3 separate regions of the Homo sapiens genome follow, and regions 1 and 3 are each linked to region 2. Evidence: chromatin loops called from intact Hi-C (ENCODE). Cell type or tissue: natural killer cell. All regions are shown on one strand.

What was found. Hi-C counts contacts between places; a loop is a spot of excess contacts. Peaks named below come from ENCODE experiments on the same cell type or tissue, not always from the same donor. Only the 100,000 strongest peaks of a DNase experiment are listed, where the experiment ranks them.
Region 1: it touches region 2 in a loop (19-fold over the local background); 5 of 110 quality-filtered maps call a loop at or near these places.
Region 3: a loop joins it to region 2, with 23 times the contacts of the local background. A loop is called at or near these places in 9 of 110 quality-filtered maps.

Annotation. Positions count from the first base shown.
Region 1 is chr22:45,861,067-45,869,066 of GRCh38, reverse strand. It overlaps LOC105373071, which reads right to left and starts at 2,318. Exons shown (of 6, transcript XR_007068133.1): 1 at 1-2,318. RefSeq lists an enhancer at 1,150-1,724. In natural killer cell, CTCF peaks have their summits at 4,768 and 4,978 (motif pointing left); DNase peaks (open chromatin) are centred at 4,566 and 4,966; H3K27me3 peaks cover 1,573 bases.
Region 2 is chr22:46,113,062-46,121,061 of GRCh38, reverse strand. It overlaps LOC124905135 (collagen alpha-1(III) chain-like), which reads right to left. Exons shown (of 2, transcript XM_047441696.1): 2 at 7,134-8,000. It overlaps MIRLET7BHG (MIRLET7B host gene), which reads right to left. Exons shown (of 5, transcript NR_110479.1): 5 at 7,134-8,000. It overlaps MIR4763 (microRNA 4763), which reads right to left and starts at 7,496; the gene lies at 7,405-7,496. MIRLET7B (microRNA let-7b) reads right to left here and starts at 7,376; the gene lies at 7,294-7,376. In natural killer cell, CTCF peaks have their summits at 4,272 and 4,471 (motif pointing right); a DNase peak (open chromatin) is centred at 4,421.
Region 3 is chr22:45,574,533-45,582,532 of GRCh38, reverse strand. It overlaps FBLN1 (fibulin 1), which reads right to left. Exons shown (of 17, transcript NM_006486.3): 15 at 7,880-8,000; 16 at 5,425-5,556. Among named protein-coding and RNA genes, the nearest start is that of LINC01589, 27 kb to the left of the region's middle. In natural killer cell, CTCF peaks have their summits at 4,147 and 4,346 (motif pointing left); a DNase peak (open chromatin) is centred at 4,342; H3K27me3 peaks cover 175 bases.

The DNA of each region.
Region 1 (8,000 bases), 250 kb after region 2:
TTTAATAGACCCTGGGCCAGCCAGATGGCTGCAAGTCCAAGACAACCGGGAGGCAGGGCAGGGGAGACAGGCCACTGCAGGAAGGAGGCTGCAGGTGCAATTTCATGGAGAAGGTGACATTTTAGCAGACTGGGAGGAGGTGTGGGAATGAGGTGGCAGATGTCTGAGGGAGGAGCGTCCGGGTGAAGGAAGCTTCTGGTGCCTTGGGCCTGAAGCAGGAGGAAGCTTTGTCTGAGTGAGGAGCACCTCAGCGGCCGCGGCGGCAGAAGGGGAAGCCAGGGCAGTGCCCCTTCTGTGGGCTCCAGGAGCACCGGGCTGTGCGCTGAGCAAGCTGAGAGTCTTTGGAGGGTTTTGGCAGAAGAATGATGTGATTTGACTTAGGTTCAGAAAGGATGATGGGTGGGGACTTATGGTGGCCACACCAGGGGCAGGGAGCCCAGGGAAGGTGCAGCCGTGACCATCAGGAAGAGCAAAGGCAGCTTGCCTTGGCTTAGCCCGGGAGGCCGGGTTCTGGCCATGTCTGGAAGGGAGAGCCATGGGATTTTCTGACGGAATAAACGTGAGACTGGAGAGAAAGAGGGGAGTCAGGGACAAGTGTAAAGTTTGCGTGGGGAGAAAAGGGAGGAAAGGAGTTGTCATTTTCTGAGTTTGGGAAGTTGCGGGCGGGGACAGGTCTGGGCTGGGGCGGGTGCCAGGCGAGGCATCCGGCTTGGCCTGGAGTTGGATGTAGGAGTCTGGAGCTCAGGGCACCGTCCAGGCTGCACATATTTGGGGGTCATAGGAGAATTATTGTGTCTGAAGAACTGGATGGGTTTCCAGGGAATGTAGAAGAGAGAAACCCGGTGGAGAGCACAGGGGAGAAGCCGCCAGTGGGGAAGGCAGGGAACCCAGCAGGAGGGCAGGAGAAGGAGGAGTCGCAGCCAGACTGAGGGACATGAAAGGCTTCAGAGGAGGGGCTGTGGGGTGGGAGAAGGGGGATCCCAATGGGAGACGCAAGTGGATGGCACTTGAAGGGCTTTACTTTGAGAAAGAGCAGAGACACGCAGGGCTGTGGAGTGGTGGGGGGCCCGGGGGGGCGCAGAGATCCAAGGGGCTCGGCTGGCAGCCAGCTCGGCCGGGGGTGGGCAGTGAGTCTGGGGCAGGGGGCTTCCGGTGCTGCTGTTTCCAGAGCTGGAAGGAGGGGACAGGGAGGGGACAGGCGCGCAGGGGCGGCCGCAATAGCGTGGACGGAGGCGCGAGGGCTTGGGGACCGTGGTCACGCCTGTGATCACGGCTGCCAAGGAACGCGCGAGTGGATAGATTTAACCCGGGAGGAGACCGCGTGGGGCTGCGGAAAGGGCCCGGGGCCGCGGATGCGTGCAGGATAGGGGCGCGCTGGGGAGGAGGGCGCGCCGGGCCGCGGGCAGAGGCCGGAGGCGGCGCTTGGCCGGACGCGTTCAGGCCGTTCCCTGCTCAGCAGAGGCCGAGCGAGGGTCGGGGAGCCGCTGTCTGTGCCTAAGCTTCCTGCTCTGTGAAATGCAAACAACACTCGCCCTGACCTCCCGGGATGCGACAGCTCTGGAGGGCGCTGGGGAGGGTCCGCCTCATTGTCGTCGTGGAGAAGGGAGCGCTGGGTGCTGAGGCCCGGGGCTGCGGGACACCCCTGGGCGCGGGAGAATCTCCGAGACCCGCGACGGGAGCGGCCTGGGCGCGTGGAGCGGAGGTGGTGGCCAGGCCGGGCGGCGGAGGTGCTGGGGGTCGAGGACTGGGCCGGGCCATCCCGCAGAGGGCAGTGCAGGATCGGCCCTGGCCACACGCGCCCTCCGGCTGCCAGGGCCGCTCCGCCGCGCCGCGCCCTCTCCCGAGGCCCCAGCGGTTCTCCAGCACCAGGGGCGGCGCGGAGCTGCTGTTCTCGCCTTGGACTGTCACAGCAGCCCCGGGACGCGGCCGATCAGCTCCGCTTCATAGAGAAGGAAACTGAGGCCCCGAGAGGTCAAGCACCTCGCCCCAGGCCGCACAGCTAGAAACGGGGAGGCCTGGCTGCGACCCCGCCCTCCGCAGTGGGGACGCGTGGGCTCCTGACCCTACGAATAGCAGGTTGCTCCTGACCCCGCGCCGCCGGCTTCCTCAGGGCCCTCGCAGTCCGCCGCTTTGTCGCCCGTCTGGCCCCGCGCCTGCAGGGGTCCCTCCCGCGCTGCAGGACTTGATCGGGGCTTGGGGTGGGCCGCGGCGGGTCTGGGGTCCTCTGGCTCCCGCGCTTACGGGAGCGGCGGGGAAGGGAGCCCGCCTCGGAAGGGCCCCCTTTGCCGGGCACAGGCAGGCCGGTCCTCCCGCGCTCCTCGCTCCCGGGCTGTGGCCTCGCGTCCCCGGGCCACGGCGCTGCAGCCACGCGGGCGGCGCGAAGTCGTGGAAGGCGCGGACCGTCCTCCCCGGGCACTGTGGGACTGCGGGCCTTCCCGGTCCAAGCCAAAGCACGTGCCGTGGAGCTCGGCCCCGCGCGGGGCAGAGGGAGTGGTCCAGGGCTCGGGAGCGCGCTGTCTCCACCTCCCCAGCACCCGCCTGCCCCGCGCCAGAGCTCGTCCCTTCCCCCATGGCCTACGGGAAGGGAGCTGGGTGTTCTCAGAGGGACCCGGGGAAGGGACGGCAGGGACCTCTCGACGACATGGAAGGAAAGAGGGGAGGAGAGGGAGGGTGGGCACGGGAAGGGGAGCAGCTGAGGGGCTGGGAGGGAAGCGGAGAGTAGCGCGGAGCCAGGCGGAGGAGCGGACTTGTTATTTACAGTTATTAATTGCTGGGAACAGATTGCAGCTGGAAACGCTCTCGGTGCCAGCTCTCGGTGCCAGCTGAACCTCTCGGAGCAAGCCCCATTCGCGCAGGCCGCTGTGAGCGAAGGCTCCACGCGAGCATCTCCTGGGTGTGGGATCTCGGTAACCCCAGGCCTCACATCCTAACATCCAGGCCCTGGAGCCTGTGAGCCTCCTGAGGGTCTCTAACCGACTCCGGCTGGACAGTGCGGGCCCTCAACTTGCCCTAGTATGAGTCATCGTGGCAACACCTCAGAAAATACCCAAGTCACTCCAATTACAGCATTATCAATCGCTGCCATCGCTCTGGAACTCAACCCAATGAAACTGGCGAGAATGCCAGCCGAGCCGGGCCAGGCCGGGAGGAATCCAGTTCTTGGCGAAGGCTGCCGGCCTGGCAGTGCGTCTGCGGCCATGCCAAGCCACAAGCCCTGTGTGGTCGAAGCTGCAGAGGTGTCGGCTCCATTTCACAGTCATGGACACTGAGGCCCACCAAGGCTAAGGCCTGTCCTTCAGCCCAAACCCTCGGGAGAAAACCCAGAGAGGGAAAGGCTGCCTGGGCAAAGCCTGCCTCAGATGGCAGGGGGCGGTGGTGGGTAGGGGGCGGTGGAGAGGGCCGCAGTATGGCCATGCACCGCACTAGTCCCTGGCATGGTGGCCTTTCATGGAGCGTCTATCCTGTGTCGGCGGGGCCATGGGCTGTGCATGCATTACCCCATCAACCTCAACAAAGTAGGTGCCACGATCCCTGTCTTACAGACAATGAAACAAAGGCTCAAAGCATTTGTCACCTGCCCAGGGTTACTCAGTTAGTAAATGACAGCTCTAGGTTCAAACCCAGCCCCATCTGACTCCGGGTCCATGCTGCTTCCACAGGGACTCGCCTTCTGTCTCCTGCCTGAAGGTGAATGTGCTGACCGAGGGCACCGTCTCAGTGCCTGTGTGCACGTGTGCACACGCCACACCCATCAGCAAAGATCCCACTGGGCCCCTGCCTCTGACATCCTGCGGGCGGACAGCCTGGCCCAGCAGAGTGGGGAGGCCAAGTACAGCTGGCCCACCCACGATCCAGTGGTGCTCCATGCTCCTAATCAGTAAGATATGTTTTTGGAATAAAAACCACATCAGCATTTTTATTTTCAAGTTCAGACAAGGCTTTTTTTTTTCTTCCCCATCTTCCTTTCACATGGGTGAGGCTAATCTTCCTGCCTTGACTGACAAGTCTTTAGACTCAGCTATACATTTAAAGAAGCAAAGAATCAATGACCACGGCGCAGGCAGACTTCTTCCTTGAGTTTTTCAGATTTCAGTAACACCACAGCCCATAATTACTAATGCAAAATTAAAAAAAAAAAAAAAAAGATACCAAGACGGAAGCTAAGTGCTTCTTTGCTGTGTGTCCTGGCAAACCAGATGGGGCAAACTCCAGGACACTTCCTGCCCTTCCCTTGGTTAAAGAACGGTCTCACCTTTCTTCCCAAGGACCTTCCTGGGGAGCAGGGCCGGGGGTCCCCAGGTAGATGGGCTCCCAGACTGGGAGCAGGGAGGGGGAGAGCCTGGCGAGTGCTGGTGCTTCCGACGGAAAGATGGACTAATATAATGAAAGGCAAAGATGAATGGGGATGAGGAAGCAGGAGGCGGCAAGGGGAGAGGCGAGCGGGCGTCGGGAAGCTGCTGCAACTGTGCAGGCCCAGGTGTGAGCCAGCAGCTCCAGGGAAACCACTTACAGCTCAAGAATACCAAGAGCAGGCGAAAGCCTCTCTCAGGAGTGGGGAGGACGCCATGGTTACAGAGTAAACATTACCATTTCCTCTCCCCTCCTTAATGTTTTTCAGAGTATATTCAAGTTAAAAGTCTCTCCTCATGGAATTTAACTTGACTTCTATTTAAGAAAAGGTGGGGGTGGGGGAGGCAAATTCAATGCAGTAAGTTTCTTGGGCATTTGTTCAGAAAGGTTTCCGAGAAAAGCAGAGCCTCAAACGCTGGTAGGTGGAGGAGAGGTGGAGAAGCTACCGGCAGAGCTAACTGCACAAGTTACCTCCTTCCAGAGGCAAACCCGAGAGAACAGGCACTTCACTGTGGGGCCTGTTCCGGGCACTGCTGGATGTCAGACACTTGGGCCCACTAAATGTCAGTGACATCCCCTAGTGACTGACAACTCACGCTCCCACATAGTCCAAAATGCCCCCTGGTGGGGGGAGGGGGTACTGCCGCCAGAGAGCTGCTGGGGTGGATAATTGGATGTGTGGGGATTTTCTCACCTCTGGAAGGAGGTTAGACGTGTAGTTGGCTCTGCCGGGAGCTCTTCCACCTCTTCTCCATCTGGCTCACCCAACTCAGCGTTTGAGGCTCTGCTTAAATGTTATTTCTTATAACTTTTCTGAACAAATGCTCAACAAACTTACTGCCTTGAATTTGCAGTAGTGTGTGATGTGTGGGTGTGAGGGGGCACAGAGTGGGGAAGGATGGTGGTTAGAGATGAGGGTGTCAAGAGGCACCAGCTGGCTCATCAGTTGCTTCGAATGCCATCTTGGGGAGGAAGCCCCTGAAGAATTTCAGGTAGGGGAATGGCAGGACAGAGCTGCACTCCAGAAAGATCACTTTGGCTGCCGGGTGAATCATGCTTTAGAGAAAGATAAGATTGATGATTGAGGCCTGGAATTTTCTTTGTGGAAGACAATTTCTTTTATTTTCTTTTTTTTTTAAGAGACAGGACCTAGCTCTGTTGCCCAGGCTGAAGTGCAGTGCACAATCATGGCGCAGTACAGCCTCAACCTCCTGGGGTCAGGCAATCCTCTCACCTCAGCCTCCTGGGTAGCTGGGACTACAGGTATGAGCTACCACCTTGGCTAATTGTTCTATTTTTTGTAGAGATGGGGTCTTGCTCTGTTGCCCAGGCTGGTCTCGAACTCCTAGGTTCAAGGAATCCTCCTATCTCAGCCTCCCAAAGTGCTGGGATTACAGGTGTGAACTGCTGAGCTCGGCCTCGACTTTAATAGATATAGGGCTATTAGGATTTTCTATTTCTTCTTATGTCCATTTTAATAATTCATGTCTTTCATGGAAATAATTTCATCTAAGCTGTCAACATTTTTGGTATAAAATTATTCATAATTTTTCTTTATCTCCCTTTGTAGGACTTGTAGTGATGTCCTATCTGTCACTGCTGTTATCCTTAAAGTGTGGGGTTTTTTCTAGCTGGAGATTGAGCAATTTTATGGATGTTTTCAAAGATCCAGCTTTTGGTTTTATTGATTTTCTCTATTGTTTGACAATTTTCGATTCCATTCATTCTGCTTTTCCTGGTATTGTTTTCTTCTTACTTTGTATTTCACTTGCTCTTGTTTTTCTAGTTTCTTATGTTGGGAACTTAGATCATCAGTTTTCAATCTCCCTTCTTTTCTAACACAGCATAAAGCTCTGCATTTCCCTCAAGCACTGCTTTAGCTGCATCTAAAAAATTTCCAGATATTGTATTTTCCATATTATTCAGCTCAACGTATTTCCAATTTGCTTTTTAATGTCTTCTTTGACCTACAAGTTATTCATAAAAATGCTTTTCAATTTCCAAATATTCAGATTTTTCCAGGCATCTTTTTGTTATATATTTTAATTTAGTTCTGTATGTGAAATCATAGTTATTCTCTAGAATTTCAAGCATAAACATACTACCTTAGGATAACATTCTGAGTGAAGGGACATGAAAATGCAGGTTTTAGAAGAAGTAGTAAGAATATAGCTTTCTCTCAGTATATTTGGGAGTATCCCACAAACACTGCATTTTTAGTCTATGTTTGGTTGAAAAAAACCCATTTTATAAGTGGCTCCTTGCAGTTCAAACTCGTGTTGTTTGAGGGCCAGCTGTATTTCCGAACATTAAAAGAAAGCATGTTCCACTTCAAAATGGATAATGGTGGGTACTACATTTTTCTGTATTTGAATTCTATTAAGATCATTGAAGGAGTGATGTAATTGTTCTATTTTAAAGCATCTCAGCTATTTGTTGAAAATTATATTATTTGCATCTGTAAATACTTAAGATGAAAAAATTTAGAAATCAACTTGATAGTTTGATACAGATTTTTTTCCGTGTTCTTTGGGGAGATGTGAACAAAATGTTTGAAGATAACTTAGCTGAATAATGAATAACAAGGTATCTGGAATTCGGGCATTTTCTTTTTCTTTTAGGATGGGTCAGGCTTGAGCCTACGGGAAAGGAGGTGGCAGGGAGGGAGAGGTGGAAGATGCAGGAGACTGAGGATTGCCTGAGCGTGAGGTCCCTGTGGAAGTGGAATGGGCAGCGTCGCTCACAGGTGGAGGGCTGGCCTTGGAAGGAGATGGGCTTCTTTCACTGTCCAGGAGGGAGACAGGAGCAGGTGGGTGCAGGTGCAGGCTGGAAGGATTGAGGGTGAGAAATTGAGGGAGTTCCTGTCTGAAGGTCCTGGTGAAGTAGGAGGTGAGAGGAGATGGGGGGCCAGATGTTTGGGCAGAATTCAGGTTTTCAGTAGCCCCTGCGGAGCTCAAGGGTGCTGAAGGCATGATGCACGCGCTATGAAAGGAGACTGTTCGACACTCTTGCAGCCCCTGTCACAATTGAAGCTGCGCTTCTTTAGTGCCTCAGTTGGAGAGCCACTGTCTTTTCCCAGTGCCCAGCCCAGGGTCTGGTGCTTGGTATTTGTTGAAGGGATAGATTGCTGGACACGTGAGCCCAGGCATCATCAAAGCACAGCTGTGAGAAAGCCAGGTTGGGCTGTCATGACCAGGCCTAAGACTGCAGTGACCTGCTGCCTGCTTCCCACAGGCGTACCATTCATCTCTCTCCCAGTGCCTGCTCTGAGTGAGTCGTCATAATGCATGAAACCATCTACGGCAGTGGGAACACGTCCCAGGGGTTAGTGGAAGGTGCAGATCGAGGCGGACCCAAGTCCTTGGAAGGTTTCCTGACAGGGGGAGGGCACTGTGGCCGGGCTTTAAAGAAAGAGCAGGTTTTTGGTGGGGGAGAACAATGTGAATAAAAGCCCAGAATAAGGACCCACACAGATCCTGCCAATGGAAGCAGGTGGGGCTCTGCCATCCTCTGCTGCAGCAGGATTCTCTGTGCACTCCACCCCGCCCCCCACCCCACTCTGCAGGAGCCCCAGCACGGCGGCTGCCATTTGCTCAGCATCTTCTTTTTTTTGTTTGTTTTGTTTTGTTTTAAACAATATTATGAAATGG
Region 2 (8,000 bases):
ACTTTCCCCATGGTGCTAGGCTCCACCCTATTCAACTTGACTGAGTCCTCACTCTAACCTGTTTGTTCATTCAGTGGGCATTTTTTTTTTGAGATGGCATCTCTCTCTGTTGCCAGGCTGGATGGAGTGCAGTGGCATGATCTCACCTCACTGCAACCTCCACATCCCGGGCTCATGTGATTCTCTTGCCTCAGCCTCCTGAGTAGCTGGGATTATAGGCGCCCGCCACCAAGCCCGGTTAATTTTTGTATTTTTAGTAGAGACGGGGTTTCACTATGTTGGCCAGGCTGGTCTTGAACTCCTGACCTCAGGTGATCCGCCCGCCTTGACCTCCCAAAGTGCTGGGATTACAGGTGTGAGCCACTGTGCCTGGCCTCAGTGGGCACTGATTGACCATCTATTGTGTGCTGGGTGCTGGACTAGGTGCTGAGAAGACACGCTTGCTGGAGCTCACAGCCTAGTGAACGGGGCACATGGGGCAGGGCTCACACAGGCAGACACAGAATGTACCAGGGAGGGCGGAGGAAGGGGAAGCGGCCTTGGCAGGCGAGACCTGACACATGACCGGCCCTGGGTGTCCACCTGCGGGCATCTGCATCAGCTCTGGGACTGTGAGGGTCAGGACAAATCAAAACCCCCTTCATAATCACGTCTGAGCACAGACCACAGCATGAACACCATCCAAGCCACAGAATGTCCAGCCTCTCCTGGCCCAGGCAGCAGGGGGACTGCAGCCACGTCAGCAATCGCAGCTCCAGCCTCGCTCTGGGCTCCCTGCCCTGGAGACAGGGCTTGTGAAGATCGCTGATCGGAGGACGATCCTGCGTCCTGAGAGCATCCAACCCAGAGCCCCGCCTCCTCAGACTCCTCCCCATCCCGCAGCACAGCCCCAAACACCCCATCACAGACACCCCCGGATCCCCAGATCCCACAGCGTGCATTCTCCCTCGTGGCAAAGGACACTGGGCCGCCTGCGTTGCCACAGGAACTCACTCCTCCGTGGGCTGAGGGCATTGGCAGCTGATGGAGAAGATCAAAGTGGGTGAGGGGAGCGGCTGGTCTCCTCCCTCACTGCCACCCACTGCCCCCTGCCTCCGCCTGCTGATGGCCTGGGGTCAGGCGCAGCCCTGTGTGTCTAGGGGAGGAGGCCAGACTGCGGGGTGCTGAGCAGGCTGGGTCTTGTCTCATCTCAGGACGTTGGTCTGCTTGGCCTGCCCTGGCTGGCATTTGCAGGGCACTTGCCTGCTGCCCCCTGGACCTCGTGGTACCCATGAGAGCCAGGTCTCCTTGTCTTCAGCCTGGATAAGGACACAGAGAGGGTAAGGGCCTCGCCCTGGGCCATGGGATTGGTTCACGGCTGGCTGCCACCTTTCTGCTGGGTGGTTTCTGCAGCCTGTGTTCCTTCTGCCACCCCGAGGCCCCTCTGTCATGTATTAGGGCTGCAGGGGGCAATCACTCGAGGGCTGGGCTTCCTGCTGTTAGCTGGCCTCTCCGGTGCCCGCACTCAGCCTGCCCCTGGCTGGGCACTGGAGGGTGCCTCCCCCCGGAGGTGACCCCAGGCCATATGAGCTCTACTGCTGGGCCTGCGGGGTGCTACCCAAAGCCTCAACTCCTCTGGCCTGGCAGGGGCGGTGGACAACCTGGCTGGGCCCTTCCTGGACTCCTGGGCTCACCATGACCTCTGTGGACACAGCTTGGCCTTCTTCACTCGGGGACCAGCCATCCCTCCCCACCCGGCACCCCGAATGCTCTGACAGGCTCTGTTAACTCCTTCCTTGACCCTGGAATGCACCTCCCGTGAGTCTGCCCAGGTGAACCCCTCCCACACTCACCCCAGGCCTAGCACCAGCCACAACTCTTCCCCTGCCCTCCCCTGCTGCCTCCCCTCCCCCTTTCTTCCTTCCTCTGGAGGCCACCCCTCCCCTGCTGCCTCCCTGGGTTTCCCCCTTCTCTTCCCTTGCTGTCCCCCAGCATCTGCCTTCAAATCCTTCCCCACCACACCCAGACCCCCCAGGCCAGCTGCTCCATAGGATATGACAACTGTATTACTTATTTATTTATTTGTTGAGACAGGGTCTCACTCTTGTCACCCAGGCTGGAGTGCAGTGGCACGATCTGGGCTCACTGCAGTCTTGACCTCCCAAGGCTCAGGTGATCCTCCCACTTCAGCCTCTCGAGTAGCTGGGACCACAGGCGTGAGCCACCAAACTCAGTTAATTTTTGTATTTTTTTGTAGAGATGGGATTTTGCCATGTTGTCCAGGCTGGTCTTGAACTCCTGGGCTCAAGCGCTGTGCCTGCCTCAGCCTCCCAGAGTGCTGGGATTACAGGTGGGAGCCACAGCGCCTGCCTGGATATGGTATCTTTACTCGGGGCCAGGACTTGTGTGGGGCTGACCCAGGAAATGGGCAGAAGCCCTGGAGGCTGAGCGGGAGGAAGGAGGGTGGATGGGCTTGGCGAGAGAGGCTGTTGGGTCTGTGATGTAGAGGGAAGGGGAGAGGGGTAGAAGAGGGGAGAGAAGAGGGGAGGGACGGGGTGAGGCCTTCTTGAGGAAGGGCTGCTCTTCTCTGTTTTATTTCCGGGGACTGCAGGAGGGCCAGTATGTCTTGCTTGCCTGTCCAGGCAGTGCTGCCTGCCTGGGGCTTGGCTGGAGACAAAGCCTGGATGCCCAGGATTTGAGAGGGGTGAAAGTTGGCATCCGGGCCCACCAAGGACAGGCCCGCCATGTTTGAACCCAGGTCAAGTCTGAGGGGGGAGCGCATTCCTTCTGGGGAGGCCGGACAGCGGTGTGCAGGTGGCTGCTTTTCTCCTGCATGAGGACCTTCAGGGACAAGGCTGGAAGCGAGGTACCTGGCAGGGCCCTGGGCCTGGCCCAGTTCCTTGGCCCCAGGGAAGGGACCCCAGAACACAACCTGTTGTCCCCTATGCCACCATTACTCTCCCAACCCCAGGCAGCCTGGAAGGCAAGACAGCCACAGATCATGGGGTGGACAGAGCTGGCCGCCCATTCCAGCTGTACCCGGCCTGCTGTGTGGCCTTGGGAAAGTCACTCTACCTCTCTGAGCCTCTGTCTCCACATTCATGAAATGGGCTGAGGATGGCGGCCCTCTGGGGACTGTCAGGAAGCAGATCAGGCCCTGGATGTCACCAATGCAGCACCAGAGGGGCCGACACACCAGCATTTACAGCAACTGTCTGGGTCCTGCTCCCAGCCCTGGGGAAGCTGCTCCCAATCAGAGAAACCAAGCTACCCATATAGACTCACAGCAGCTCTCACACTGGGCAGCCCTGAAGGCTGTGGGAGCCTTGGAAGGGTGAGGGTGGTATAGGGCACTGGCTGGCATAAGTGTGGATGCTGAACTTGGGCCACCAGGCAGGACGCATGCAGGGAGGCCAACACAAGGCACCTGGCAGCACCACCTGCCCTCAGGCTCAGCAACAGCTGGGGCCGGGGTAGGAGCTGAGTCCCTTGAGCAAGCCAGACCTGAAAGCCTTCCCCTTCCTGGTCCACCTCAGCTCCCCAGTTGTCCGATATCTGAGATGTGCGACCTGGCTGGTGCCACCTCCCTTCTTGTTCTAGAAAGAGGCTGAACTCAGAATGGGACAGTGACCAGCCATGTTCACCCAGCTGGCACAGGGATGCCCCCAGGCCTCATCAGACCTGACCCCTCCGACCCTGCCTGTTTCAGGAGGCAACGTCAGAGGAGCCCATTTCACTAAATGCCACTGTGTGGGTATGAGTCTGTGCCAGGGGCTTAGCCCTAGGGCCTGACCTCCCTCCTTGGCATCTGAGGCCCTTCACTGGGGCTCCAGCCTCCCCCCAGGCTCTGGGGAGGCTCAGCTCAGGGCTCAAACATGGCAGGCCTGTCCTTGGTGGGCCCAGATGCCAACTTTCAGGCTCAGCCACTCCGCCCGCCTCCCATGTGTGGACCTTCACTGTGCCACCTCTTCTGCCTGGGGCCACCTGAACTCCCGGCCTTCAGATAACCCAGCTCCGGAGTCTTCCCAGGCTCAGGGTGGCCTCCCTTCCTGCTGGTGGCAGTGCCTGGAGACAGATGTGGCTCTCAACTCAGCGCTGTTGGGGACGGGGGTGCTCCCTCTGGCTCACCCCCAACAGTTTTGCCAGATGCCGTTGGGGGCAGTGATGCTGACAGCTCCTTGGTGGTGAGCGGGGCGTAGGTGGGCGGGAGGCTGCCAGGCATGTCGCTGGCTCGGGACGATGGCCGGCGGTCCCGGCACGTGGCTGTGATGGGTACAGAGGCCCCCACACCTCCCCCGCAAACACACACACGCCAGGAGAGCGGGAAGCGCCCTGGGGTCCCTCCCCAGGATTGTCCTCAAACCCGAGGCTTCCACAGCCCAGAAGGGGTCACCCTATTCACAGCTTTGGCCTCGGAGGTGGGGGGGGGGTGCAGGCGGGGCTGGCCTCGGAGGTGGGGGCTGCTGCCACACGGTGTCGCTGTCGGGAAATGCACAGTCCGAAGGCGGGGGTGGCTGGCGGGCAGTGGCCCAGGCTGCCCAGGCGGGGCGGATGGTGGGGGAAGCAGGGCAGGGTGAGGGATCGCAGGCATTGAAGGAGGCACTGACCTCCCGGGGCAGGGCTCTCTATGGCTTCCCTGGCAGGGCATGTGGCCCTCCTGGGCCCTTCCTCCACAATTCACAACAAAATCACAAACCGCACCCATGACTGGGGTGGTAAGACACCCAGAACCCAGGCTGGGTTCGCGCTATATTCACCCCATCATCTACACCAGTCTATAATATACTCATTATACATTATATATTCAGTATTGGAGGGGTCATTTTCCCTTCCCGTTTTAAAAGAAATGGAAACAAGACTCTTTCTGGGCTCTCACCTCTGTGCCCCGTGCTGATGTGTGACCCAAGAAAGGCCCCCCGGCCGAGATGCTCCGTGTCTGCCACCTTGCTGGCCTTGTCCTAGCCCTGGCCCTGGATGGCGGCCCTGTCCCTCGGTGCTCAGGCTGCCGGGTTCAAGTGGTGGGCTGGCTTTGCATCCCTCCTAGGAAGGCCAAGGTCAGCGGTGGCCTACTTGAACCTTAGGGCCCAGGGGTCTCTCAAAGGGCCCACTCTGGACAGCCCAGGAGCCCCCTCGAGTCTCTCTGAGCCCTCATCTCCTCGGAGGACAGGGCCACGCCGACCTTTCTTCTGTAGGGTAAGGCTGTGCTCTGGCGGTACTGCCTGAGCTGGGAGGGGTCCGTGGCACGTGGCTCCCGCACAGCCCGGGAAGCTGGGGCCATCCTGAAGGTCCTTGGTCCCCGGCTTTCCTCCCTGGACTTTGTTCTCAAGGCAACTCATCCACATCCCTGGGCACTCTGATCTGGTATCAGCTTAAATCCTCATGGGCGCCCTGGGAGGTGGAAGCTACGGTGACCCCACTGCGAGATGGGAAACAGGTTTGGTGAGCAGAGTGACCAATCTAGGCCTGTCACCCCCAGAACTTCCACAGGCTGCCCTCATCCTATATTTTGGGCGAGTTTTGGCAACCCCATCTCTAGGGACGGCCAGTCAGCAGGGAAGGTTTTGGTCAGCTGGAGGGTAGGGAGGGAAGTGGGGTGAGCCAGGCATCACCTCCTCCAGGAAGCTGCCTCTGACTGCAGGGCTGGGTCCAGGGATCCTTAGGGTTCCCCAGCCCTTGGGCTGCTCCACTGTGATGTTGACCCCAACACATGGCCACTGTGTGTCCCTGGCAGCTCCCCGACCAGGCCTTGAGCTCTGCAGGGCCAAACCCTGCTCCAACTACACAGTATGGGGGCTGGGAGGAGAGGCTGGCTCCTCGGGACGTTCACAGTCTGTTCAGACACAGACAGGGGCTGCGGTGGCCAGAGATGGGTCTGAGCCGTGGACTGAGGGGTGGGGGAGCGGTGGTGAGCAGGAGAGTCCTGGTGGAGGTGAGCACAGGCATGAGGGAGGGGTGCTGGGAGGCAGTGCAGGCAAGGGTGTCAGCAGAGATCTGCTCCGGAGACAGAGGGGGCTGCTCTGAGACTCTGAGGCCTGGCAGTGGGAGTGGGGAGGGATGGAAATGGTGTTTAGAGGACAGAAGTGGCCAGATGTGGCTGCTGACTAATTATGGGGTGAAGAAGGGGATTTGGACAGTGCCCATGTGTCACCCACTCTGGCCCCAGAGGATGATGGGAGAAGGGACCATGGGGCACGTCACTCATCTCCAGCTGCAAACTCCTACGCAGCTGTCAAGACCCAGCTCAGATGGTCCCTGCTTTAGGAAGCCCTCCCTGCCCTTGGGCCCCTCCTCCACGTCCCTTTGCCCTTGGCCCACAGGGTGGCAGCAGCTCCGGGAGGGTAGGCAGGCCTGGGCTCTGAGGTGTTTGCCGTGCAGGACTGGCACAGATGGGTGTCAGGGTAGGGGTGCCGGTCTGCCCAGACGTGGCCATGCAGGGCTGGGGTTGCCTGCAGAACCAAGGCAGGCCAGGAGGGCACAGGGGGGAATCTGGGCCAAGATTGTGGCCTGGGTCAACAGGAGGGGCGAGGATGGGCACTTGGGTGGGGGAGGTGTGGGCCCAGCTGTATCAGCCCCTCCCCACCAGGGGCTCTCGGTGCTGGGCCAGGCATGAACAAGCCCACCCCACATGCCCAGGGCGGGATCACTGGGCCCAGCCTACGGCAGCTGCTAGACGAGGGCCTGAGGCCTCCCAGGAGAATGGGTGCACTTTTGGGATGGCAGTCTGTCAGAGGAATTACGGGTGCCCTGGAAACTGTCCTGAGGGAGGACGGAAGGACAGGCACGTCCAGACTTTGGTCAAGGCACTTAAGGCACGGAGGTGGCCTCAGGAGCCAGGACTTGGCAGTGCTCTGAGCTGCTGACCTGGGGCCTTGGTGGCTGCCCCGTGGGGACCTCTCCACCGGGCCTGGGTCCCGGTGTTCAGCCCGCCTGGCTCAAAGGCAGCACGAGAGGGCAGAGAACGGGCTGGGCCTGGGATCCTGAGCCCAGGGTACAGCACGGAGCCAACTGAGGACTCTGGAGGCACCGGGAGGCGTGAGCAGACAAGTCTCATGACCTGGAACAGCTCGTGGCCAGGGGCCTCCACACTGTCCCGCAGCAGACGCGCCCCAGAGCCCAGTCCCTGGGCTTCCAGAATGAAAGGGGCCAGTTCCAAGTTCATGGTCAGAACAGCTTTATTGAATCTAGCTCCCAGATGCCCACCCAGCTTCGGCTCAGGCCCCCTGCAGGTCACTGAGGTGGGGGGCAGCCCTCCCGTGGGGTCGTGTCACTGAGGTAGGGGGCGGCCCTCCCATGGGGTCGTGTCACTGGGCTCCTCAGGGAAGGCAGTAGGTTGTATAGTTATCTTCCGAGGGGCAACATCACTGCCCTGAAACCACACAACCTACTACCTCACCCCGCCAGGCCCGGCCTTGCACTGCGGGAGGGCCCGCCGCCCCCCGCCCAGCACCAGCCCCTGCCTGGCGGTCCTCAGTCACCAGAGCAGGAGGGCTGGGCAGGCGCAGGGCAGGAGGGACAGGGGAGATGGCACCCCAGGAAGGGGCAGCTGCTGCTGGCTGGTCTTGGGAAGTCCCTGGCTCTCTGGGCCTCAGTTTCCCCAGGTACAGAGGAGCCACTGTCTGCCTTCAGATTGTGCCATGTGGGACCCAGTGTATGCAGAGCTGTTCCTCTCACTTCCTGCTCAGGAAAGGTGCCTTGGCCTCCCTTCCTCCACAGGCAGAGGCCCTGCCACTGAGCTGGCCAGGCTGGGGCACGTGCTGGGAACCTGGGGTGATGGGCAACGCCAATACTCGCAGCCCTGTGACCTCCAAACGTCTCGGCCACCCCTGGCCCCACGGTGCCTTCTCCTGGTGCTCAGTGGAGGGTACGGCTCAGGGCCACCCATGAGCCTGGGCCTGATGGCGGGGGGAGTGTTGGGGAGTGTTGGGAGACAGAGGTCAGACAAACAGCTGCGTGGATCGCCTCTCTCAGTGCGGCTGGGGCAGAGGGTGGGGTCGGCTCAGCTCTCCTCTGCCCTCGATGCT
Region 3 (8,000 bases), 540 kb after region 2:
GTCCCAGGGAGCAGCATGATGGGTCGCCTGTGTGACCAAGGATGAGTGGGCCCTCGGCAGGTAAAGAGCCGGAGAGAGACCCTCCAGGACCTCGCCATTCCGCAGCATGGTGACATCTGAACTTCATCTTTTGACTGCCTGGACATACAGGGAGGTCTTTCCTCATCAGGGGCTGGCCCAGGACCCAAGATCCCATGGCCGGGAGCACTGTGACTGTGTGAAAGGAGGTGCTTCACTATTTATCCTCTACGGCTGGGACTCAGACTCAACCACGGCTGACAGATGCCAGCCAGTGTAGATACCAGCTAGTATAGACCAGAAAAAATAATCAGGGCTTAACATAGGCCATGGGGATGGGGAGTCCCGGATCTGGGCAGTTCAGGTCTAAGCCCTATCCTCGAACACTTCCTGGCTGGGAGATCCTGGGGACTTGGCTCTTCCGGCCTCAGTCTTCTTACCTGCTGAGTGGGTACAACCTCAACCGCAACCTCAAGCTGCAGGAGGCCCAGTGGGTTAAATAAAGCAGCGGGATCTGGAAGCTCCATGGGCAGCACAGACCTCCCGTGGCTCCCGTGGTCCCCAGGACAGCATCCACCAAGGCCTGGCCCTGCAGCCCCTTTCGGCCTCCCCTCGACCCTCCCTGCACCCTGGATGCTCCAGCAGCCCCAAACCGCAGGCTGTGCCCTCCCTTCCTGGCTCCCTGCCTCTCATCGCGCTGTTCATGGGCCAGCCACAGACGTGGCTGTGAGTTTGGGTGTCCCACTTGTCTGGCTCACCCCTCAGCCTCAAGACCCAGAATGTGTGTGACCTCTTCCAGGAAGCCTCCCCTGACTGCCCCATGGTCATGCCCGTGCGACAGGAGGGGCTGGCCTGCAAAAAACTACAAAGACAACTCCGTAGCTCCCTGCAACCCGGGAGGCCCAAGGGTCAGGAGGTCCACATGCAAAATTCGTCCGTAGGCCAAAGAATTACTTCACCTGCAGGCTCTGTAGCTCCTGTTGGCATTGGCAGGGTTTTAACAGAAATGTGGCCACAACCAAGCCTCATAGCACACAGATTTCCCTCCCTGGAGAAATAGGGAGGGCGTTTTTGCAGGCCAGGCCCTCCTATCACACAGCCATGACCCTGGAGCAGTCAGGGGAGGCTTCTTGGAAGTGGTCACACACATGCTGGGTCTTGAGGCTGAGTGGAGGGAGCCAGACAGACACAGATGTGGCTGGCCTGAGAGTTAAAAGGAAGTGGTGATCTGGAGGCTGGAGGGGAAGTCTGAGGCTCAGACAGCAGCCATAGCCCAGGGGCCCGGGGAGCCCGGGTGGCCTCGAGTTGCCTTTCTGTCTCTCTCTTCCGCACGCTGATGATACACAGCCCGCCCCTGCTGCAGCCAGGGCTCCCCCATTAGTCATCACTCAGGATATACTACCTGAAAGATCTCTTCCCAGAGCACCCCGGATTACAGGCTGCAGAGCTGAGAATGAATCCAGAGCCAGATAAGGAAAGCTTTGTAGTGGCCTGAGAATCCCTCGGGCATTAATGGAGCATTTTTGCACAGGGCGAAAACGCATTCTTCATTTTTCTTTGACAGCCGGTTAAAGAGGAATGCAAGGGGGCTTTACAAAGACGACGGCGCGGGCCCTGCTGCGGGCTCCTCGATCCCCGCTAAGAACGGGTCTTTCAAGGCTACATTAGAGGACGACCCGGCCCTTGCAGGTTCTTAGTGGACTCGGGGCATTTCTCCCTCTTCTTCTGTTACTCTGGGAGGACTGAACACGGCGAGCCCCGGGGCCTGTGCGCTGATTGTTTTTCTGGGACATCCAAACTCACAGCAACTTAGCCCACCACAGCAGCAGTCAACCCTGGGCTCCGGCTCTGGGCGGGTGTGGTGTCTGGGGAAGACCGGGCTCCAGGCCCGCTCTGGCCCCAGCTCTGAGTGGCCTCGGGCAAATCTCTTGCCCTCTCTGGCTCTCGCTCTCTCCTTTGTTAGAGGAGATAATCCCACCGTGTCACAGGGTCCTGGCGATGATGAAACCCTGGCTCCTGGTCATCACAGGTGCTCACTAAGTGTCACTCCCTCACATGCAAGGACACTCAGCTCGGGCCTCACCTCCTCCAGGAAGCCCTCCTGATCCGGTGCCCAGTGTCCACACAGGGCATGGCCTAGAGCAGACAGGTGTTCAGCAAGCACCGTGAGTAGGCGGCGTTCCCTGCCGTGTGCTGCAGGCAGCACAGAGCTGCACGGGGCTGCCCAGGAGGCTCAAGAGCCTCCCACGCTCCCCACCAGGAGCAGCAGCCCTGGAAGCCGCTTTCTTCCTCTCCACCACCATGAAGGGTTTCTGCCTAAGTCACTGCTTGAAATCAGAACTGCACTGCTAAAAACAAGTCGGAAAACATCCCAGGCCCTGCAGTTTTTCAGTTGCACAGTCTCAGGCGGTCATTTAACTCAGCTCCCTCCTTTGCCCAAGGGAGACAATCATGACCCGTCGCTGGCAGTGTCTGTGAGGACTGGGGAATGCGGGGGTGAAGGTGCCCAGCAACGGTAAGGAGCCGGCAAGGGTTCAACCCCACGTTTTCAGGGCTGCTTCAGGCTGGGCTCGAGTCCAACGGTGGAACCATCTATTACCAGGTGGACAGGCCAGGAGCCGTGTGCCGGGATGGCTGCCCCTAGGGACCAGGAAGCTCCCAGGATGTATGGAAGTTATTCTGGGCAGAAGAGGAGGGAGAAGGAAGTAGGGATATGGAAGCCCAAGGAGGAGATCTCAGACAGAGAAATAAGATCAGCGCAGTGGGGACAGAGACAGGAGCCAGCCAGCAATGCAGCCTAGGTCCCAACACGCAGGGCTTGCCTCCCTGGTCTCAGTCTTCCACCTGAGATGACATGGGCACCAGGTCAACTCCAGGAGCCCAGCCAGGTGGGGCATCCTGCACACAGACCGAGGCGTGGAAGAGGCAGGGGCCTCCCCAGCACACAGGGCTACAGGCACGACAATTCCAAGGGCCAGGCTGGGGCCCTCCCCCACGCAGCCCCAGCCCAGAATTCCAAAGACCAGGGCACCCGTGACCAACTGTGCCGGGGGAAGCCGCTGGGTCCTTGTGGCCTCATCCACATTCCGTTCCCAGAAGCCCGCTGCCGGGACGGCACCTGTGATCATCTCTCATACCCTGGGACTCCTTTCCATTGCCCACTGTGTCCCTGATTCACTGTAAGAAGACTGGCAAGCCCCCTCGCCCTTCCGGGCCTCAGTTTCCCCTCCTACGGAAGAAGGAAGGGATGGTCTCTAGGAGCCTCCAGGCTCTGACATGCCAGGATTTTCTGCCCCAGTGGATGGGAAGCTGAGAAACAGACACTCCCAGGTTGGTTCTGTCTGGAGCAGATGCAGCCAGAGAAAGGCGCTGGTGGGTGCTGGTTCTAGGCCCAGCAGCTGCCCAACCTCTTGGCTTGGGTCACCCCAGGAAGGATGTAGGTGGGAACTAAAGACGTAAAACCTGCCAGGAGACTTCCCCTAAGAGAGCCTCCACAGGCCATCAAGGCCTGTCTCTGTGCATGCCTATTTCGGCATCATATTTTGATGATCTGATACGGGGTGGCTTCTCCCTGCTGCTGAGATGCAAAGTCCTCAGGGGCTATGTGGCATTTATCCATCTCTGTATCTGCAAGGCTTAGCCCAGGGTCAGGCACAGGTAGAGGCTCAAGAAGGGTTCAGAAACGGAAAGAATGAGTGAGTGAACTAGAAGGTCCTAGGATTCCAAACTCCCATGTTCCAAGATCTAGAAATCACCTGAGGGCCATGTCCCAGCCACAACTGCAGGCCCAGCATCAAGCACAGGGCTGGCCCCTTTGGGGCGGGGGGCGGCTGTGGGCCAGTGTCAGGGTGCATACCCCACCCACCCAGTGGGACAGGACAAAGCCCTGACCCAACCCCCTCCCTGCCTGCCCTCCTGCACAGGGGCCTGAAGGACCCTCAAGGCTGTCTTCATCTAAACTCTCATTTCACAATGGGGGAAACTGAGGCCCAGAGTGGGGAGTGACTCAAGGGCAAGCAGCAAGTTTCACAACTGCCGACAACCAAACCATGCGCCTTCCCCTTGGAATCACGCGAGGGCTAATGCACCATTAATTGTAATTAACTAATTATTCCTGCTGCCAGCTAGCGCAGGAGGAGGCTGGGGTGGGGAGCCCCCCAGTGACTCAGTCATGTTTACAACATGCAAACCCATTTAAAAGCTTGTAAAGGTGCTATAAATGGCTCTTTGGCAAGACGGGAATAACGATTCCCTTTCTCCAGCTGCCAGTTTTAACAACCGTCGGGTTTGAGGCGCAAAGACTGAGCGTCCAAGGTCCAACAGCGCCACCTGGAGGCCAGGCTCCAAAACGCTCTGCTCTGTGCGCACTGCACGCTCGTGGGTTCTGGTTAGGACCTCCCGGACTCCAGCGCCTAAGGGACTAGGAAGCCCACTCCTCCCAGTTCACAATGGGGAAACTGAGGCCCAGGGGAGGTCAGGGACTGTCCGTCCGTTGCTCAGCTGCTTTGAAAGTGTTCAGAGTATAAATCCGAGTCCAAAATGGCAGATGCCACCGTTTTCATTTCCCATGACTGTAAATCTTTTAAAATGTGACAGTTCAGGAGAGGGGCTGTGAATGACAGAAACAAGCGTGCGGAATGGAGTGGGCCTGGATATTTTTTCACACGAGTAGGTTGTCATTAAAGCCCGTTCCTAGCCAGGGAGGGCCCTGCCCCCGCCTGTAAACATCTTCCCCAGCCTGCACCCACCAACAGGACTTCCACAGTCCCCTCATGCCCCAGCCTCCCTTCACGCTCCCCAAACACCGGATCTCCAGGGAGAAAGAGCAGTGAGCTCCCCATTCAGATGGGCTGTGCACACAGAGTGGCCTTGGTCCTCTTACCAACTGATGCGTAGGGAGGGGACGACTACTGCTCAAGGCCACATGGCGAATCCAGCTAGTTCCAAGGCTGAGAGACCAGAGCTCAGGCCCTCTGATTCCTACTTTGCTATCCCTCCCATTGCACCCCAAGAATAACAATCCCCTTAGCTCCCACCGACCGCGGGACTGTGCCAGCCCTCAGGACAAGCACTTTACTTGGGTGGTATCATTTGAAATTCATGGTTGTGAGGCGCAGCGCTCTCTGGAACCCACCCATGTTATAGGCAGGGAGACCGAGACCCAGAGGGGTCACCCAGAGAGTGGGTGGCACAGCTAGGGTCAGATCCCAGGCAGGATCCCCCACTCTGGCTGTTCCTCCGGCCGAGACCGATTGGGAGCTGTGGTGGCCTCGGCGCTGGGCCCTGAAGGTTGGGTGGGCTTGAATTTGGGGAGGGGACTCAGATGGGAGTTGGGCTGGGCCAGAGAGGGTTTCGGGGTGGAGGGGGAGGGGTGCCTGGATAGAGCTGATATTCCCAGCCACTCACCCACGGTCATGCCGTCCATGTAACGCTTGATGATGTCAAAAGAGTCCCGCAGGTTCCCTTCCGTGATGTCGAAGATGATGTTAGCCTGGCTGGCAGGATGCGGTGGCGTGATGGCCCGGAGGAAGATGATCTCTGCAGAGGCACAGAATGGAGAAGGGCTCAGCACAGCCTGGCCCCAGCCCCAGTCCCAGCCTCGTCCCCAGGAACTCACCCTTGGGGAATGAAGACCTAACCCAGGGCCCTTTCATGAGACAACATCAATGAAGCCAGAGATCCCCTGTGTGGGGAGGGTGGAGGGGTCTGGACCTTCCTATATCATAGCCCATCCCTGTTTTATAGCAGGGGAAACTGAAGTCAGGAGAGATTTTGGATCTTCCTCGGGGACACAGAGCTAATCAGAGGAAGGGCTGGTGAGAAGTCATCAGTCACTGTGCATATTCATGAAGGTGGGGACCAGAGGAGGAAAGCGAGTGAGGGGACAGAGGGAGACAGCAGAAAGGCCAGAGGGGTGGGCTCCTCTCCCATCTATAGTGCCACAGGTCAGGGGGGCCACCCTGAGCGGTGGCCTGGGTTCTCTGGGGGGTGTGTGTCCATCTCCCAGATCAGACAGTGAAGCAGGGCAGCCCCAGCTCTGGGCTGTCTTGGGGGAGTCCTCTCTGTGGGCCTCAGTTTCCTCACCTGTAAGGTGAGGAAGGAAGCCGGCGGAGACCCACTAAAGGTCCTTTCAGCACTTAAGGTCAGGGTGTGGATTTCCTGGGCCCAAGATGCTAACAGGTGTCCCAACGGCACTCGGCTCCCTGCGATAACCAACACTCAGATCGGGGCTGGCCGGAGAGGCCACAAAACCAGCCACTGGGGATTTGGGAAGGATTTGTATGTGGTTTGGTGAAACCCCATCATTTTGCAAAAGGCAAATACCAGTTAGTTATTTTCTCTGACCCAAGTCTGTGCCACCCTGTGACGATTCAGCGTTATTCCTTTTCGGGAGGAGCAAACCTAGGGGGACTGGGACTGGGGACGGCTCCTTGGGCAACCACGTGCTGAGGGAGCCTCTCCTCCCCCCACCCCCCCGCATGGTTGTGTCATGGTGTAAACACTGGTGTCCTCGCGGCTGGCTCCGTTGCATGCCTCCCCTGAGAGGGTGGGAGGACCCCTTCTTATCACCATGTCCCTAGAGCCTGACACAGAGGGGCTCCGTCCACGGCTGCTGAATGAACTCATCATGGCATGCTTCTCCGCAGGCCAGGGATAGGGACTCCCTAGAGGGCGGGGGTGGTTGGGGACCGGGCACACGGGCAGCACAGCCAGGAAGCGAGGTGAACAGGACAATGCTCCATCCATAGCCCTCTGCCAGGCTTGGGAGCACGCAGCCCAGGCCCTGCTCCAGAGAAACGGTGCAGTGATGGCAGGTTACACAACATGACTACACTGCATGCCAGGAGCTTCCTAGAGAGCCAGGCTGGGGTGTGGGAGCACTGACTGGGTTACACCTGAGCTTCCTGCTCCCCGTCTGGCCCCTCCAGTTCACCTGGCCCTGGATCAACAGGATGATGTTTCTATATGCAAACCTCCTCCACTGCAACCTTCCGATGGTTCCCCCAAAGCCTGGGGGTTGAAGGCCCAACTCCAGTTTTAGCCTCCTGTTTATCCTTCCAGCCCACCTCTTGCCAAGCCTCTAGCGCTCCAGCAGAAAACCTTGGCTCAGTTTCTCAAACGCCCACACCGCCCCCCCATACCTCCAGACCCTTCTGGCCATGTCCTGCTCCACTGGGCACCCTCCTCCCCTTCTCCCCCTTTCACTCAAATACCTCACCACTCAGGACCCAGCCTAGCCATCACTTCCTCCCGGAGGCCCTCCCTGATTCTCCAGTGCTGGTCACAGAATCAGCGCTTAATGGCTCTCTGCAGAACAACCGTTACCCATAAGAAAAGACCACCTGAACGGAAAGCTGAGAATGGGCCAAATGCTGCTGTGCCAGGTGGGTGTGGGGGGGACACAGACACAAAGAAAGTTCTGCATGTCAAGTTGCCAGGCGCGGTGGCTCACGCCTGTAATCCCAGCACTTTGGGAGGCTGAGGCGGGTGGATCATGAGGTCAGGAGATTGAGACCATCCTGGCGAACACGGTGAAACCCCGTCTTTACTAAAAATACAAAAAGATTAGCCAGGCGTGGTGGCGGGCGCCTGTAGTCCCAGCTACTCGGAAGGCTGAGGCAGGAGAATGGCGTGAACCCGGGAGGTGGAGCTTGCAGTGAGCCGAGATGGCACCACTGCACTCCAGCCCGGGCGACAGAGCGAGACTCCGTCTCAAAAAAAAAAAAAAAAAAAAAAGAAAGTTCTGCATTTCAAAGCCTGGGCCACATCTTACAAGGAACAACTCCTGTAGGCCAAGCCCTCAGCTGAAGCCGAGGGAGGCCCTAGGGGGCCCTGGGACCCCCACACCCATCCCACTCACCTTCAGGGCGGGTGAACTCGCGGAAGGTAGGCAGCGAGATGACGGTGTGGGAGATGGTGTGCACGGGGTCGAACACGCATGTGACATCGTTGGGGCGGCAGGACTTGATGCAGCGGACCGT